Linked DNA regions of Homo sapiens: region 2 is linked to region 1. Evidence: chromatin contacts called from ENCODE Hi-C or POLR2A ChIA-PET data. All regions are on one chromosome and are shown on one strand. The core of a region is the stretch at or near the end of the contact, and the rest is flanking DNA. Distances in the headings are between cores, read along the strand shown. Region 1 holds the start of UBTD2 (ubiquitin domain containing 2). Region 2 overlaps SH3PXD2B (SH3 and PX domains 2B).

What was found. Hi-C counts contacts between places; a loop is a spot of excess contacts on that map. ChIA-PET counts read pairs that join two places held with the same protein, here RNA polymerase II (POLR2A). Pooled maps may share reads with other maps.
Region 2: a pooled map shows a loop between it and region 1 (2.6-fold over the local background). The contact joins the enhancer-like site here to the promoter of UBTD2 in region 1. A Hi-C loop is called at or near these places in 1 of 168 maps with a recorded cell type or tissue (ascending aorta) and 11 of 50 pooled maps. POLR2A ChIA-PET finds 5 or more read pairs at or near these places in 2 of 52 experiments (MCF 10A and RWPE1).

The regions. Positions count from the first base shown.
Region 1 is chr5:172,281,358-172,287,706 of GRCh38, forward strand. It overlaps UBTD2 (ubiquitin domain containing 2), which reads right to left and starts at 2,407. Exons shown (of 3, transcript NM_152277.3): 1 at 2,239-2,407. The coding sequence starts at 2,308. LOC100288254 (a long non-coding RNA gene) reads left to right here and starts at 4,240. Exons shown (of 2, transcript NR_130933.1): 1 at 4,240-4,398. RefSeq lists a silencer at 2,000-2,909 and enhancers at 2,484-3,084, 3,085-3,684.
Region 2 is chr5:172,400,045-172,406,393 of GRCh38, forward strand. It overlaps SH3PXD2B (SH3 and PX domains 2B), which reads right to left. Exons shown (of 13, transcript NM_001017995.3): 3 at 6,233-6,308. Among named protein-coding and RNA genes, the nearest start is that of SH3PXD2B, 51 kb to the right of the region's middle. Within about 2 kb of position 3,292, at least 18 of the 41 ENCODE cell types and tissues checked have a DNase peak (open chromatin) inside an H3K27ac peak, as active enhancers do; they include ascending aorta, where a contact is called at or near this core.

The DNA.
Region 1 (6,349 bases), core at 1,157-3,656:
TGCGGTGGCATGCACCTCGTGGTCCCAGTTACTTGGGAGGCTGAGGTAGAAGGATCACTTGTACCTGGGAGGTCAAGGCTGCAGTGAGCTGTGATCTGGCACTGCACTCCAGCTTGGGCGATAAAGCAAGAACCTGTCTCGAGAAACCAAACCAAGCCCTCCACACATCCCCCAAACCTAACTCACTACCACAGTATGTTTGAAAAGCTAGGGATCTGTGCCAACACCCTTAGGAAAAAGTCTTTCCCTTCCCAACAATCTACTTATTAAGCAATAATTTTTTTTATATGTTAACCTGCAACACACCTGAGTTAATTTCACTAAACCACAATTAACTCTTAATTATCATGACAATAATGGAGAATAAAAGCGTCCATAATCAAATTCCAGAAATAATCCTTTTAGTACAAGAGCCTCTTCCCTGACCCCAGTTACATCAGGGCCCATGTCCTCTCTCCAAAAGAAAATAAAGACGTTTGGTGGTTAATGTTCCTTTTTCTAAACTTCATGTACAGCAGAGCTTACGGTCCAGAGAACTCAGTCCTCAAAGAAACTGATACTATAGCTATCTAACTGGATACCACCGGTAATAAATTACCCAAAGCTAAGATTTCACGCTTTTTAAAGCCCATATTAATAATGCCTGTCTGGTCATAAGTCACACTACCAAAAGGCTTAAATAAATTAATCCACATACATTACGGAGAAGAGCAAAATGCTTATGACAATATTAAAATGAGTGTGAAAAAAATTTAATTAAAACTAAACACTAGCGATAACAAATACTAATATATTTCAGAATCATTAATGATCAACACAATTAGAGGAAGATTCATTTTGATCCTTCAATTTCACCTTAACCCAAGGCTGTTTTAAATCGTGCCCTTTTTATCTTCCTGCTTTGTTGTCACTGAGGATCTCAATATGCCAGTAATAATGCTACGACATAAAATACACTATAAAGTAGCATTTTCATGGACTTTTTCAAGACAACTTCCACTGAGTTCTCAAGTTATTTACCCAGGATTTAGTCATACAGGATACCCACAGATTTTAATAAAGTGGCATGGCTAACCATCATGGAATTCAGGAAATCCATTAGCCAAAAAACTTAGGTGTACATGGTTTGTGAAGAGAGCTTAAGTGACAGGGCAAGCAACTGGTCTAAATGTTAGTATGCTACGAAAAAGTTGTAAACCCTCCCATACCCAAACAATTTAAAAATTTACAGACATGCACATTTTAAGGCAGCTAACATTAGGTCACAAATCAAACCAACGCTGTCATCTTTGCCTAAAGGCTGTTTATCACTAAAATATTCTACAGAATGGACGTAACCAAAGGTCACTTAAATAAAGATAGAACTAATTTTATTATTATACTGCCATACTACAACTACTACTGATTGAATTAAAATACCTATCCTCAGCACGCTTTTACTATAAAGTAGGAGTGCGTTCCCGTGTTAGAAAACTTTTAAAGTACTGATCTTACTGGGTGGGGTAAGTCAGGGTCCAACTGCACTTGTACTTTTATCCTACATATTTTCCTTCTACGTAAGACAGATGGGAATGTGATTAGCCCACCCCGACAGCACACCGGCCTAACACCCCCAAGCTCTAGCTAGGAGCCACGTTTTACCCGGGAAGACCGTTTCCCCACCCCTCCTTAATACAATGCCTGCGGCCACTGGAGACTCCTCCAGCCGAGCTCCAGAAACTCGCAGGTTTAAATGGCCAATCTGGAACCAACCGGGGCAGCTGTCATCTGAAACTCAGGAAAGCTGAGACCAGCCAACTCCACAGAACAAGGAAGGGTGCGGAAAGATGTGGCGGGGCCCGTCGGAGGGAACGCATCAAGCTCCCTCCCCCCGCCATCAATTCGCTTTTCTGCAACCCCGGCGCCGCCATCCTGATCCTCAATAATTAAACGGCCTGGAGAGGGAGTGAGGTGGCCAGAAGGGCAGCTTCGGGTCCGACTTCCCCGAGCCGAGCGGGGCGGTCGGCGAGGCCAAGGGCTACGTCCCCGGCGCTCAGAGGACTTTTCTTCAGGGCTGGGGCGGGAAGGGGCGACCCCCGCGGCTGGCAGGACAGCCGGAAGCGGAGCGCGGGGAATGACGTGGAAGAGGGGATGACAAAGGGGCGCGGGGGCCCGGCGCGGCCCGCGGGGGTCGGGACAGGTGGCCGGGCCTGGCCGGGAACAATGGGGGGCCGAGGCTGCCCCCTGGCGCTCACCTACCTCCGGTGCCCTCCGAGTTCTCGTTGAGGCTGCCCGAGGAGTCGTGCTGGGCGCCCACACACCCGCCCATGGGGGCCCCCGGCGCCTCGTCCGCCACCTCCGGACGCTCGTCCGGGCCCGCCGCCGCCGCCGCTGCAGCCTCCTCCGGCGCCACCGCCGAGCTCCGGACAGGCGCGCCGCTCCGCTCGCCCGCCGCGGCCCAGCCTCCGCCCCCCTCGCCGCTCCACCCACCGCCTTGGCTCGGCCCCTTCCTCCGCGCCCACTTCTACCTCAACCCCCGGGCCGCCCGCCCGGCAGGCCTGGCCCGCGCGCCGCCCTCGCCTTCGGCTCAGCCCCGCCAGGCCAGGGCTGGCCCATCCCGGGCGGGCCGCAGCGCCCGCCTCGCCCCCTCACAGCCCCGCACACCCGAGTCCAGGCGAGCCCCGCGCCGGCGCCTCGCGTCCGCCAGGACCCATCGGCCCCCGGCCCGCGGCGCCGCCCTCCGCACCCACGGCCTGGGCTCGGCCCGGCCCGCCCGGAATCGCCGGAGAAGGGCGGGGCCACCGGAGGCCGCGCTCTGATTGGCTGCGGGCGGGGCTGCGAGCGGAGCGGGGCGAGGGTGAGGCGGGGGAGGGGACGCAGGGGGCTAGGTGGGGGGAGGACTGCAGGCGGGGGGAGGACTGGAGGCGAGGGGAGGAGGAGAGAGGGAGGACGGGAAGAAGAAAGGAGAGGGAAGAAGGGAGGGAAAGCAGGAAAAAGCCGAACAAAAGTGAGAAAAGAGGAGTGGGAAGGGGCGAAATCGAGTTCCTGGCTCCTCGGCCGTCGGCTCCTTCTTGCTGGTGGAAGCGGGTCGCACGGGGGAACCGAGAAGTAGTCGTGGAAGACTCGCAGGCGGGGACGGGGCGGTTTCCCAAATAACGGGGGCTCGGGGGAGAGTGTCCTGGCCGAACGTTGAGGTCCCAGCGCCCTTTGAATTTGTATGGCGCTCCGTGGGTTGGTACCCCGAATCTGGGCTTCCTCTTGCCTGCCCACCCCCGTCTTCCCTAAAATCATGGGGCCCCATTATTAGGGGTGGAGGCAGTGGTTGTGGCAAACCAAACTGAGATTAGAGGCGAGGCGTCCTGATGGAACGCCTGGAAAGAAGAGATAAACGCTGACCTTAGTTCAGGGGGCGTGGGTTTCTTTCATTTTCACGGGATTAATGATTCAAACAATACTACTTATCAAGATCCTGCCTTTGGGTATCTTAAATCGTCCTTAGGCCAAAGTGAAGTGTAAATGAGTGAAACACCCTGCCTTTTCGAATCTAGAATTTGGGACATTGACCACGCCCAACATTCTTGGCGGTTACTTTTCCAATCTCAGCCAAATTGTTAATGGTCCCTTTAGAATTGTGCTTCGTGCTATGATGCCTTAAAATTGTTATCATCCTGCTTGGGACTTTCTAAAGCTTATTTCTGCCTAAGAAGCTGTTTTAACTATCTGCTCCATTTTTATATCAGACTTTCTTTTTTTAACATCCTGGGTCAGCTTTTGCTTAGCACGAAAAAAAATTTTTTAAGTTGAAATACCTAAGAAAGAGATGCTCTGCAGCTTGGGATTTGCATTTAAATATATTCTCATACATTGCTGGTGGGAGTGTAAATTGGTTCAATCTTTTTTGCAAAGCAATTTGGCAATGCAGATCAAGAGCCTTAAAAATGTTCATATCCTTTGACTCGGGATTATTCCACATCTGGAAATCTAGCTCACAGAAATAGATCAAGCTATTATACAAAGATTTAGATCTCTGTATTCATTTGATAAAAAGACAGTAGACAAGCAAAACCTACACTTAGGTTAAAACACAGAAATGTCGTGAGATATAGAAATCTGCTATATTAAACTCATCCTGAAGAATTAGTATTGTCCTCAGTTGTGGTCCTGAACATTCCAAAAAGAGCTTATGCCATCGATGTTATTATGAGTTTTCAGAGGTTGCTCTGACATCAGGGGCTGTGTCACAAAGCCTTCTGTCTGATCATTTTCAACTAACTATACACGTTGGCAGACACATCACTTCATCACTTCCCTGAAGAAGAGAAGCTGCATGCCGAATATTTGCAAAGAGATTGCTTTGTCCTGAATTTCACTCTAGAAATTGCAGAAACCAAGACTTCCACGATGTCTATTAAACAGATGGTAGGCACCCAAATGATGAGGGCTCTCCGATGAGCACTGAGGAGTTGGCACTAGGAAGAGAGAGCAATCTCGGGGAGAGATTCTCAGCAATAGATGTTCTCCACCCTGCCTTTATCTTAGAGACACATTTCCCAGGAGGCAGAGTAGTGTCGCAGTCAGGGCCCCAGCTTGGCGATTAACTTCCTGGATTGGAATCTGGCTTTCATCGTGTACTAGCTATATGGTCTGAAGTTTCTGCCAGACATGGTGGCTCACGCCTGTGATCCCAGCACCTTGGGAGGCTGAGGTGGGAAGCTCACTTGAGCCCAGCTGTTTCAGACCAGCCTGAGCAACATAGGGAGACCCTGTCTCTACGAAAAAATTTTAAAAATTAGCGGGGCGTGGTGGTGAGCGCCTGTAGTCCCAGCTACTCAGGGGGCTGAGGTGGGAGAATTACCTGAATCCAGAGAGGTGGAGGCTACAGTAAGCTGTGATCGCGCCACTGCACTCCAGTGTGGGTGACAGAGCGAGACCCTGTCTCAAAAAAAGAAAAAAGAAAGTTTGGCCGGGCACGGTGGTTCATGCCTGTAATCCTAGCACTCTGGGAGGCCGAGGCGGGCGGATCACGAGGTCAGGAGTTGGAGGCCAGCCTGGCCAATATGGTGAAATCCCATCTCTATTAAAAATACAAAAATTAGGCTGGGCGTGGTGCCTCATGCCTGTAATCCCAGCATTTTGGGAGGCTGAGGCAGGCGGATCACAAGGTCAGGAGATCGAGACCATCCTGGCTAACATGGTGAAACCCCGTCTCTACTAAAAATACAAAAAATTAGCCGGGCGTGGTGGCAGGCGCCTGTAGTCCCAGCTACTCAGGAGGCTGAGGCAGGAGAATGGCGTGAACCCGGAAGGCGGAGCTTGTAGTGAGCAGAGATCGCGCCACTGCACTCCAGCCTGGGCAACAGAGCGAGACTCCATCTCAAAAAAAAAAAAAAAAAAAAAAAAATTAGCCAGGCGTGGTGGCTCGCACCTGTAGTCCCAGCTACTTGGGAGTTTGAGGCAGAAGAATAGCTTGAACCCGGAGGGCGGAGGTTGTAGTGAGCTGAGATCTTGCCACTGCACTCCAACCTGGGCGATAGAGTGAGACTCCATCTAAAAAAAAAAAAAAAAAAAAGTTTATGTGGAGTTCAGTTTCCTCACCTGTAAAATTGGGCCAAAAATAATGCTCCAAACTCTGTGGGGCTTTTCATCAACTCTTTATTTCATGTCTAGCATCATCTATCTAAATTTACTGCAGGCAGGCACAGTGGCTTCGGCCTATAATCCCAACACTTTGGGAGGCTGAGGCGGGCAGACCGCCTGTGGTCAGGAGTTTGAGACCAGGTTGACCAACGTGGTGAAACCCCGTTTCTACTAAAAATTCAAAAATTAGCTGGGCATGGTGGCGTGTGCCTGTAATCCCAGCTACTCGGAAGGCTGAGGCAGGAGAATCACTTGAACCTGGGAGGCAGAGGTTGCAGTGAGCCGAGATAGCACCACTGCACTTTAGCCTGGGCCACAGAGCAAGACTGACTCCAAAAAAAAAAAACTGACTGCATAGCACTTTCTATCAAAACAATTCCTTCTTTGTGTGTGTGTGTGTGTGTGTGCACATGTGCTTTTCTACTGTTTTATAGTATCTTTATTAAGATATTCATATACCATGTATTTCACCAGTTTATTTTTAATTGACAAATAACTGTATTATGAGGTCACAGTGTGATGTTTAGATACATGTTTACAATGTGGAATGACTAGGCTAATTAACAAATCCATCACCTCACGTATTTGTCTTTTTTTTTTTTGAGACGTAGTCTTGTTGTTGCACAGGCTGGAGTGCAGTGGCACAATCTGAGCTCACTGCCACCTCTGCCTCCTGGGTTCAAGCGATTCTCCTGCCTCAGCCTCCCAAGTTACTGGGATTACAGGCGCCTGC
Region 2 (6,349 bases), core at 2,042-4,541, 120 kb after region 1:
CCTGGTTGTATCCATCTAGAAACTCAAGTCTGGGCTACTTATCTTCCAGAGAGATCAGCTACAGAGGAACCGGGACATTTGGTCTCCGGCCTCTCCCTTTCTCCTTTGAAACAAATGAAAGGGGGAGTACTGGGAGATACCCCATACTTTCAATATAAACCTGAGGAAAACCATGCCCTAAAAATTTTGAGGGCCCATCTAAAACTTTAATCTCAGAAGACTGTGTTAACTCACATGCAGTAATATTAAAAAATGACTCATATGGTTTAGTAATAGACTGGGCACCAAAGGGCTATTTAAAAAACAATTGCTCCTCTGGCAGAAGGGAATGCCTGGAGGCTACTTATTTTATTTCTTATCGGGAGAACGAGAATCATCATTCTACTTTGCATAGGAGGTTCAGCTTGTTCTTTCCCTTAAAATGGGAAGATAAAGGCATTACCCCCCTGAGGCCTCATATGATACTCCCCATTCTGAGCCCAGAACACCCAGAACTTTGGAAATTGGCTCTTGCCATGTCTGGACTGCAAGTATGGGAAGGGAAAACTATTCTGTCTGTTGTCCCCACTACCGTCCCCCTCTCTCAGTATCACCATAGATCCAGACATTCTGCTTTACTTACCTCCAACCTGACTGTTCCCACACAGAGTTGTGTTAAGCTTCCTTACATGCTGTTAGTAGGAAATATCAAAATTTGGACGAACAATCAAACTGTCCAATGCATTAATTGTCATTTATACACTTGTATTAACTCCCATTTTGACTCCAGGGAAAGTGTAATGTTGGTTCGGGCTCGAGAAGGAATCTGCATTCTGGTAACTTTGCCCAGACCTTGGGAATCCTCCCCCTCAATACATTTAATTAATGAAGTGTTACAGCAAATTCTAAAAAGATCTAAGAGATTTGTTTTCACTTTAAGCGCTGTGATCATAGGCCTAATTATAGTCACTGCACTGGCCACCACTGCTGGAATGGCGTTACATCAATCTATTCAAACGGCTCATTTTGTTAACGATTGGCAAGCCAATTCCACCCAAATGTGGAATTCTCAACAAGGCATTGATCAAAAATTGGCTAATCAAATTAATGATTTAAGACAGTCTGTTATTTGGCTTGGAGATTGGGTGGTGAGTCTCGAACATCACATTCAAATGCAGTGTGATTGGAATACTTCGGATTTCTGTATCACCCCGTATTCCTACAATGAGACTGATCATTCATGGGAAATGGTCAAAGGACACCTTCTAGGTAGGGAAGATAATTTATCATTGGACATAACTAAATTAAAGAAACAAATTTTTGAAGCCTCTCAAGCTCATTTATCCATTGTGCCTGGAGCTGAGGCGTTAGATCAGGTGGCAGAAAATCTTCTGGATTAAACCCCACGACTTGGATTAAGTCTATTGGGGGCTCCACTGTAGTAAATCTTAGAATTATGTTTCTCTGTTTAATTGGCTTATCTTTAGTGTGCCGGACCAGTCAAAGAATCCGGCATCAAAATTGAGAGAACGAACAAGCCTTCATCGCCATGGCACATTTATATAAAAAGAAAGGGAGAGATGTTGTAGGAAGTCAGGGACCCCGAACGAAGGGACCAGCTGAAGCCGTGGCAGAAGAACATAAATTGTGAAGATTTCATGGACATTTATTAGTTCCCCAAATTAATACTTTTATAATTTCTTACGCCTGTCTTTACTGCAATCTCTGAACATACAGAACAACAAATGTCCATGAAGATTTCAGGGACATGTATCACTTCCCCAATCAATATTCTTCTGATTTCCTATGCCTGTCTTTACTTTAATCTCTTAACCCCATCATCTTCGTAAGCTGAGGATGTATGTCGCCTCAGGACCCTGTGATGATTGCGTTAACTGCACAAATTGTTTAAACAACATGAAATCTGGGCACCTTGAAAAAAGAACAGGATAACAGCAATGTTGAGGGAACAAGGGAGATAACCATTAGGTCTGGCTGCCTGAGAGCTGGGCGGAACAGAGCCATATTTCTCTTCTTTCAAAAGCAAATAGGAGAAATATCGCTGAATTCTTTTTCTCAGCAAGGAACAGCCCTGAGAAAGAGAATGCATTCCTAGGGGGAGGTATCTGAAATGGCCACTCTGGGAACGTCTTGTCTTTTATGGTTGTATGTAAGGGATGAAATAAGCCCCAGTCTCCTGTAGCACTCCCAGGCTTATTAGGATGAGGAAATTCCTGCCTCATAAATTTTGGTCAGACCGTTGTCTGCTCTCAAACCCTGTCTCCTGATAAGGTGTTATCAATGACAATGCATGCCCGAAACTTCATTAGCAATTTAAATTTTGCCCCGGTCCTGTGATCTCACCCTGACTCCATTTGCCTTGTGATATTTTATTACCTTGTGAAGCATGTGATCTCTGTGACCCACACCCTATTCGTACACTCCCTCCCCTTTTGAAAATCACTAATAAAAACTTGCTGGTTTTGCGGCTTGCAGGGCATCACGGAACCTGCCGACATGTGATGTCTCCCCCAGACACCAGCTTTAAAATTTCTCTCTTCTGTACTCTTTCCCTTTATTTCTCAGACCAGCCGACACTTAGGGAAAATAGAAAAGGACCCACATTGAATTATCGGGGGTGGGTTCCCCCAATAGGGGGAATTTTGGGGAAGGCATTTACCTCCCGGAGCCTCAGTCTCCTCATCTGTGAAATGGGACAGCAGCCCCTAGCTCTTAGAAGCTGTCTCCATGACACCCAGCACCGGGGTGGCCCTTAGTAGGTGCTTGCAAAGGGGCAATTACTTTAGACTTTAGATGATTCATGCACTCTGCAATTCAGAGTGCACGTTCTTTCCTCAACTCCCAGCTTTCTTAAACCTGCCTCCAGCAGGCCAATTTGTCATTTACCCACAGCAGAGCCCGAGTTGTGGCTCAGGCCCTGGCTGTGGGGCAGAACCGTGAGGCCAGTGGTAGGCATGGGAGCCAGCACCTCCTTGGCCAGGGCCTCCCTGGTGAGGTGCCATGGGCAGCGGCCCCGGCCTGTGCCTGACATGAGGTGTTTCTGTGTGCATCTCAGGGAAGGAGGGTGAGCCGATTGCCTTCCTGGAGTGGAAAGGGTGTTCAGAGGCGAGCACAGCCTTTGGTGGGAATGGTCGGCTTTTGTTTTCCACTGTGGAGGAAGGCCAGACTGTAATTCCTATTTTTCAGGCAGCATCCTCTGCCAAGTTGGCTTCCCCAGCTCCTCCTGGGATGGAAAACTGTGCAGGCTGCTCTCCCCTCCCCCGCCTTTGTGCTAACATGAGACTTGCTTTTGTTCTGCTGACGCGGCAGTCTTGGCAGAAAACTGACCCCTAGGAGAGGGGGCGCTTCTTTCGTGCTTCCCTGCCTTGGCCTCACCCTCGGCCTTGAGGAAAAGCTAAGAGGTGGCTCAGAAGGGGTGGTCCGGGGTCCTGGGGCCCAGCGGGGTCCTGGGGTCCAGCAGGACCTCTCCAAGCCACAAGTGGGTGCCTTGAGAAGGGACCAAGTCCCTGGGAACGGCATTTTCATTAATTCTTTGGTGGAGATGGATTACGTAACCATGAAAGCTTTTAAGAGCTTGGGAGAGGGTCGGCTCAAGTTCTTCTCTGTCTTGGGTAGTTTTCCAGAGCTGAGTTTGCCTTTTATCCAGTAAAGAGTTAGAACTCACTGCCTTCCTTTCCTTTCTTGATGTAAAAAAGCTACATTTGGAGTCCAGTTTACCTTGAATATCCAGAATGGTCATTTAAGGAGGACTCTAACATGTGAAACCAAGAGATTCCAAAGGCATGTCCCAGGACCCTGTTTCTGCCTTTACCAATAATCTACTATGTGCCAGGAACTGGACCTTGTGAAGCAGGGCTCACTGTCCCGTTTTTAACAGATGTGGAAACTGAGGCTCAGAGGGGGATGTCGCTTGCTTGAGGTCACAGGCTAGTCTGTTTGACTCTGAAGCACACGCTTTGGAGCGCTGACATTTGGCTGCCGCAGCTGGCCAGCGGGGTTTTCTCCAGCAGGAAAGAAAATTCCAGCATGGTTGTACACTTTGCCAGTGGAGAAACTACAAATGTTAGCTTTTTTAGGTAAAGGATTCTCCCAGTGGAGGAGGCCTGGCAAACACATGCGCCCTGTCTCTAAACCCATTCAGTGACATTAATACCTGAAGAACCCACTATGTTCTGGACTAGGGGGTTGGGAGACTGGCACTTGTGTGACCCAGGGAGTCCCCCCAATCTCTAGACCTGTTCCCTTTGCTGAAAAAAGATATATATATATATATTTTTTTTTGAGATAGAGTTTCACTCTTTCACCCAGGCTGAAGTGGTGCAATCTCAGCTCACTGCAACCTCCACTGCCCGGGTTCAAGCCTCAGCCTCCCAAGTAGCTGGGATTATAGGTGCCCGCCACCACGCCCAGCTAATTTTTATATTTTTAGTAGAGAAGGGGTTTTGCCATGTTGGCCAGCCTGGTCTCAAACTCCTAGCCTCAGATAATCCACTCACCTTGGCTTCCCAAAGTGCTAGGATTACAGGTGTGAGCCACCATGCCTGGCCTTGAAAAAGGATCTAAAGGGCCCGTCCAGCTCTAAATATCTGTGACTTAGGGTGATTGTCAGATTGCTGATTTTCAGTACATAAAAATCATCATAGTAAGTGCTTGATAGCTGTTAGTGACCTGCCAGGCATTTACAGAATCATCATAACAACTTCATCATTTTAGTACCATCATTATCTCCAATTTGCAAATGAAGTCATCTACCCAGGGTGACAGAGTTGGTGAGGGGGGCATGCTGGGATTGGAACCCAGGTTGTCTGACTCCAGGCACAAATTTTGGAGCCAGCCATACCTGTGTCTGAATTCCAGTTCTGCCATCTGTGCAAGCGCCCATAGGTTCCCTGAGCCTCAATTTTCCTCATCTGTGAAATGGGTGCAGTAATGCCTATGCCGCAGGGCTGCTCTGAGGAGCAAACGAGGTAATGAAAGTAAAGCACTGAGTGACTGGCCCACAGTAGGGAGCTATTATTATACTTGAAGCAGTAACACTGGTTTGGGTAACCCCTCTCTTTGAGCTGAAGCCGTGATAGTATTCTTTGGTAAGAATTTGGAGGGATGGAGACTGACTGCCTTGGGAACAGAGACTAGGCATAATTGCATTAAACGCTGCACAGCAGCTGGTGTGCTGCCTGGTAGCCATGTGAGGTAGGTTCATAAACTTTCTAAAATATCCCCCAAGGATGTGCCGCCCTAATCCCCAAAGCTTGTATATGTGACGAGCTATTATATGCCTTCCGTTCACTTTAGAAGAGGGAGATTATCCTGGATTAGTCAGGTAATAATTGTATGAGTCCTTAAAAGCAGACAGCTTTCCCTGACCGGTGGCAGAAGGCAAAGTCAGAGGGATCTGAAGCCCTAGTCAGATTTGCTGCCCCACTGTTGGCTGGGAGATGGAGAGGGCTCCTGTGATGAGGGATGTGGGAAGCTTTTAGAGGATGAGAGGGTGGCAGCCAGCACGGAAACAGATCTTGGTCCTATAGCTCTGACGAGCTGAACTCTGCCAACAATCTACGTGGAGGCTGGAAGTAGACTTTTCTGTAGGTCTTCCAGATAAGAGCTTGGCTCAGCTGACATCTTGACTTCAGCCTCATGAGACCTTGAGCAGAACCCAGTTGGGCCAAAAACCCTGCCTGGATTTTTGGCCCACAGACCTGTGAGGTAACACATGGGTGTTTTAAGCTATTAAATTGGTGGTAATTTGTTATGTAAGAATAGAAAACGAATACCATAGTTATAGAAACAGAAAGCACTCACTAGAAAAACTTTCTGAGTTCGAATTATTCCCATTTTAGAGATGGGAGAAACTGAGGATCCCAGAGGTAAAGGGTCTTCTCAAAGTCATTCATCAGCTAGTAAATGGTGTAGCATCTAATGCCAAAACCCAAGTACTCAGTCATTAACCCACTTATGCCTAGTGTTCCATTATTGGAATGCTAAGCCTGTGGGAATTATTTATATATTACTGCTCAAGGTCACTGCCAAGGTCTGATTTTTCACTCATGTAAAAATACAAAAAATTGCAACCTCCGGCATAAATGGGTTAATTTCTACAAATGGCTGAGATTCTGGTCAGTGGGATGGTGTCCCCTGATAAAGGAAGACAAGCTGATAAACTGTCCCAAGGGCTCTGGGAACTGTAACAGAGCCCCCAGTGTCCCAGTCTGAGAGCACCCATCTCACCTACCTGGCAGAAAGGGGATGATCCGCTGCTTGGGGTCCTTCTGTCCTCCTTCCATGGGAAATTTGTCCAACATCTGCATCTAAGTGGGGGGCGAATACCAAAAACAAAAACCTTTCATAA